Regions from separate parts of the Homo sapiens genome. Here region 1 is linked to region 2. The links are chromatin loops, found by intact Hi-C in ENCODE. Cell type or tissue: CD14-positive monocyte. All regions are shown on one strand. Each heading gives the region's core, and the rest is flanking DNA. Links, peaks and the distances in the headings are about the cores only.

Region 1 (2,921 bases), core at 197-2,696, 100 kb after region 2:
TAGTTCAATCATTGTGGAAGTCAGTGTGGCGATTCCTCAGGGATCTAGAACTAGAAATACCATCTGACCCAGCCATCCCATTACTGGGTATATACCCAAAGGATTATAAATCATGCTGCTATAAAGACACATGCACATGTATGTTTATTGCGGCACTATTCACAATAGCAAAGACTTGGAACCAACCCAAATGTCCAACAATGATAGACTGGATTAAGAAAATGTGGCACATATACCCCATGGAATACTATGCAGCCATAAAAAATGATGAGTTTATGTCGTTTGTAGGGACATGGATGAAGCTGGAAACCACCATTCTCAGCAAAATATCACAAGGACAAAAAACCAAACACCGCATGTTCTCACTCATAGGTGGGAATTGAACAATGAGAACACATGGACACAGGAAGGGGAACATCACACACCGGGGACTGTTGTGGGGTGGGGGTAGGGGGTAGGGATAGCATTAGGAGATATACCTAATGCTAAATGACGAGTTAATGGGTGCAGCACACCAACATGGCACATGTATACATATGTAACAAACCTGCACATTGTGCACATGTACCCTAAAACTTAAAGTATACTTTTTTTTAAAAAAAGGTAATTTTGAACAATTTCCACAAATGGACAGACTTGGGAATAGTGAACCCTAAGTTAGAGAAAGCCAAACAAACAATACAATTTGCTCTGCAGAATTCCTTGAAGAGTTAGGAATTTGTGGAACAGTAAAGGTGAATGTAGGGCCGAAAACAGGAATGTTGTTGAAAGTCTAAAAACACAGTAGACCCTCTCAATGCCATTTCCTGTTTCCCACAGCCATGTAAATATCGTTTATTTACCCTACAGGACACCAGGCACAGCTGAGGGTGGAAAATAAGGGGTGAAATGAACGATTAACTACCGGATCCTGAAATTCCCACTTAAAGCCATGTCGTATCTGGGCTCCCGGAACTCTGGCAGCTGGAATTTATACCTTTCTAGGAGGAGAATGGAAGATTCTGATTAGCCAGTCAATTAAAATAGTGATATTAGGACTTTGCCAAGAAACAGCCCAGCCTGACTCCCCTAGAGTAAGCAGAGAGCCAAGGACATCAGTTCTAATCTAAAGGAAAGCCTCTACTATAAAAGATACTAAAAAGGCAGAATGCAAACATAGAGACTATACTGGGAGGGGAAAATGTCAAAAAATGTTATTACTAATGTCTCCAGAATGATATCAAACCATGAAACAGAAACAGGATGATACAAAAGAGAATGAGAAGGACTTTTGGCAATTAAAACTCTCTTAGCAGAAATGAATAGCTGAGTAGAGAATTTGGAAGACAATGTTGAGAAAATTTTCTAGAGTCTCCTGAAACCTAACAAGTTTGAATAGCAGTGATATGGTTTGGCTCTGTGTTCCCACCCAAATCTCATCTCAAATTGTAATCCCCACGTGTCAAGGGAGGGAGGTGATTGGATCATGGGGGTGGTTTCCCCCATGCTGTTCTCATGATAGTGAGTTCTCATGAGATCTGATGGTTTTATGTGTTTGGCAGTTCCTCCTTCACAGCACTTCTCTCTCCTGCCACCCTGTGAAGTAAGTGCTTGCTTCCCCTTTGCCTTCCATCATGATTGTAAGTTTCCTGAGGCCTCCCCAGCCATAAGGAACTGTGAGTCCTTTAAATCTCTTTCCTTCATAAATTACCCAGTCTTGGGTATTTCTTTATAGCAGTGTGACTAATACAGCAGTGGACTAATACAGCAAGACAAAAAGATAAAAATAAAAGGAAAAAGCTAAGAAAATTAGAGAGGATGCATACAAATGGTTCAACAGCTAAATAACAGAAATTCCAGAATGAGAAAACAGAAAACAAAACGAATAAGTCATCAAATAATTCAAGAAAATTTCTTATAATTGAAGGCAAGCATTGCTGGATATAAAGGGCCTATACAATAGAGGAAAATATACTCAAATCAATAGCCTAGAATGCTATACCCAGATAAATTATCAATTAGGTGGGAGGGTAGAATAAAGATGGTATCAAATATACCCAGTCTTAAAAAATTCAGCTCTCATCACTTGTTCTTAGGAAGCAAATGGAGGAAGGGAACCACAAAAAAGAGGAAGAAAAACCAAAGAAATAGGGAATCCAACTTGAGAGAGAAAAGAGAAATCCCCAGGATGATTAAGAAGAGACTCCAGGAAGATAGCTGTGCACCTGGCAGAGAGTCACCAACTTAAATTAGAGGAGGGTAGAAGACTCCAGGAAAGATGGCTACAAAACCAATGACATTGGCCCAGCACAGTGGCTCACAGCACTTTGGGAGGCCGAGGCCGGTGGATCACAAGGTCAGGAGATCGAGACCAGCCTGGCCAACATGGTGAAACCCCATCTCTACTAACAATACAAAAATTAGCCAGGCGTGGTGGTAAGCACCTGTAGTCCCAACTACTTGGGAGGCTGAGGCAGGAGAATTGCTTGAACTGGGGAGGCAGAGGTTGCAGTGAGCTGAGATCACGCCGTTGCACTCCAGCCTGGGTGACAGAGCAAGACTCCATCTCAGAAGAAAAAAAATGACATTGATAGCACTCCTGATATATTTTAAAATACCAGGAGGACAGTTAGATGGAGTGAGTTTGGGGATGAACTAATGACAAATACTTAGAAAACTAAAATCTTAAAAAGAAAGACAGTTGTCAATTATCAGGAGAAAATAATTTATGCAGGAAAGGAAAAAGTATTCCTAACATACTACCTGGCTAAGCTTAATAATCTAAGCACTGAATAGTGATTCAATCAAAATATAATTATATTGGGAGGATGGGGGGCACTAGGTAATCATATGAGCTTGAAGTAGGGACTGGAGAAGGGTAACAGAACTATTTATCTTCATCTTCCGTTGTGACATAACAATGAATAATTTTTACAACTGAG
Region 2 (2,921 bases), core at 261-2,760:
TGCTGTGTGACGGGATTCAGTGCCAAGCCAGTTTTAGCAGTCTTTCTTTTTTTCCTTACCATGTTCACAGCCTCGATCGCTACCAACAGAGGTAATACAAGGCAATAGAGGCAAGAGGCACAACCAATAAAAGGGTAGTAGGCCCTTGGTTGGGTTTTCAAGTTACATATCTGCTCTGGTTTATGGGCTTTCTATGAGTATATGCTATTTCTTTTTCTTTGCCAAGTCACCTGTTTCTCAAGTCTTGGCTTAGGACATGTGGTAGGCAGGGAAGCATGCCACTGGCTCACAGGGAACTGTGTTTGTTACCCTTGTTCTCTGTTATTTTTACTGTATAAAGCATAAAGAACCCTGCAATTATGATGCTTAATCATTTATACTCTAGGGCTGAGGAAGGGAAGGATTATTCCCTCTGTTTTTTTATTACTATTTTTCCTATGGTCTTTCTACTTTGCTAAACAGTTAGATTTCAAGATACTACTTAACAAAGCAATGATCTACATGTTGATGTCTGACATGCAAATAATCCCCAAGAATAACTGGAAGTTTTAAGTAATATTTGAAATATTAAATTACTTAAATATCTGAAATAACACAGAGATAAGAAATAGAATTTGTTGTAGAAGTCACATTGGTCACCAAAGAGAAGCAAAACATTGTGTGTAATGTCTGCTCTAAACCTGGTGGATGATTTTGAAGAATTTGAGAAATTACTTCTTTCTAAAGAAGAACTTAATAAAGGCTCTGAATAGCTGAAAACTAAATGAATAAAATTAAACTACTGTATTACACAGGTCAACTTTTTCCTCACTTATAAAACCCAATTATTAATTATGCATCAGACTGCATTAATTGCTACATATATACCTTATGCATAACTTTTATATGTATATTTTTTCTTGCTTAATGTTCACAGCAATATGCATGGATCAGGCATTACTATCCACATTTTGCAAATGAAAAGTCTAAAACTTAGAGCAATTAAGAAGCTTTCCCTCAACCTAGAGCTAGTAAACAGACCCAAGATTTGAAGCTAGGTGTGTTGGCTAAATCTACATACCTAACCCCCATATTATAGTTTTTCCTTTGTGGGTTTTTTTGAAAAAAAAAAATTTAATCTGCATTTTATATTGTACAAAAGTGAACTGGCTAAAGCCTTCATTCTTTCTAATTACTATTTGCTTCTGAACTAAAGCTATAAACTTTTATTATATTTGGTGAGCATTTTTGAATTAAACTAGAAGATTAGGATACAAGTTCATGGACACACAGTATAAAACACTTTTTAAAAGACACTGGCACACTCGTTCTCACCTAGACAACAGATCATAGTTTGAAAATCTGTTTTTGTGAAAAAAGCTGAACCCTAGCTCTTGAATTAGCTATCCCAGTACCCATGTTGAAATAGCTCAAAAACATTCCTAGGAAAAATACTCCTAACTTAGTGGGAGTGGTTTTATAATAAAGGGTGAATTACTTTTGCTTTATGGATCATTCCTTTTTTTTTTTTTCCTTAGTCATCTGTTACTCTTAGCTGCTGGTAATGGAGAGGAAATGGTCTTACATCATTTTTCAAGCATGTTTAGTATTAGGTCATTGTTAGTGGATGGAAGGAAGTTGAATGCTTGGAATTTAAGTGACTTACTCAAGATTACAACAGTGAGTCATTTACTCAGCCAAAAAGAGAGCAAGGAACTTCCTGGATACAAGTGTGGTGTGCGCTGGCAGCTCCATCTGCCCCTTCTTTATTGATGCCTTTTCAAAACTATGGGCTTTTTGTGAAGGCCAGATGGGTTTGCCCTTGAGTGTGACCACCACTCTGCTCCGAGATACATCAACTTGAATGAGGATTTGTTTTGATGGTTGGCATATAAGCCTCAGAGTTTTATTTTGAGATGTTAAATCTAAAAGCGAAGATTACATGTTGATTGCTAATTTCTTTGAACAAATTTTGCCCTAAGAGTTTATTGTAAAAATTAACTGGGCATGGTGGTGGGCGCCTGTAATCCCAGCTACTCAGGAGGCTGAGGCAGGAGAATCGCTTGAACCTGGGAGGCGGAGGTTGCAGTGAGCCGAGATTGCGCCACTGCACTCCAGCCTGGGTGGCAGAGCCAGACTCCATCTCAAAAAACAAACAAAGTTTATTGTTCCTGAAGGACGAAGTCTTTGAACTTCAGGTAGTCATGAGTTGAGGTGTGGGTATAAGGAATGGGGACAATGTGCCCCACTGCCCTCTTGTTTTGAAACATAGCTTACAACCATTACCCATTCACTTGGTATAATGTAGTATTTCAGGATAGGCACGGTTAGTTCTGACTCACACAGGTATCACTGTTGTCTGGACATGAATGATTTCTAGAGTTCATTTCTCATGAAACATGTTTTTATTTGCAGGGCTTTAGAGCTTTGAAATTAATTCTACATTATACATTGATGATTCTTTTGTCAACTTTGTTTTTCTCTGTCTATTCCTAATTCTATCTACCATATAATTTCTGTATAGTAGTTGTTTCCATCACAATTTTTTTCTGTGAGCTGTGATTACATAAAATTAGCCTTGTTGACTTATACTTTGATATCTTTCTTGAGACAAGCCAGCGATGACCCCAGTTGGACTGGAACAACAGACCACTTTGTTGGTGTCTTTTAATACAGCCAATACTAATAGGAAGCTTTATCTTTCTTAAGTATCTTCTTTCGCTTCCCCTTCACAGAACCTTACAGGGGCCCCATGGATCAGCAATATTGCTTATTAAATATAATTTCAACTTTTAATAAGATTTTCTAAATTCTTCTGATCACTTCCTACTTTCCTTACATAATGACAGTCATTGCACATCAGAATACAGGCCCTCAGTCCAGCAATGTGATTTTCGTTCTTATGCTCAGGTCATATGATATTCGTCAAAGTGGTTGCTCCC

What was found. Peaks named below come from ENCODE experiments on the same cell type or tissue, not always from the same donor. Only the 100,000 strongest peaks of a DNase experiment are listed, where the experiment ranks them.
Region 1: a loop joins it to region 2, with 2.6 times the contacts of the local background. A loop is called at or near these places in 1 of 110 quality-filtered maps.

Annotation. Positions count from the first base shown.
Region 1 is chr4:119,001,906-119,004,826 of GRCh38, reverse strand. All of the region lies in intron 1 of SYNPO2 (synaptopodin 2), which reads right to left. Among named protein-coding and RNA genes, the nearest start is that of SYNPO2-AS1, 19 kb to the right of the region's middle. In CD14-positive monocyte, for the core only: no CTCF peak of the experiment used is centred there; DNase peaks (open chromatin) are centred at 1,576 and 2,156; H3K27ac peaks cover 1,969 bases.
Region 2 is chr4:119,102,176-119,105,096 of GRCh38, reverse strand. The region is part of intron 2 of LOC102723967 (a long non-coding RNA gene); the gene reads right to left. Among named protein-coding and RNA genes, the nearest start is that of MYOZ2, 32 kb to the left of the region's middle. RefSeq lists an enhancer at 1,469-1,763. In CD14-positive monocyte, for the core only: no CTCF peak of the experiment used is centred there; a DNase peak (open chromatin) is centred at 1,636; H3K27ac peaks cover 673 bases.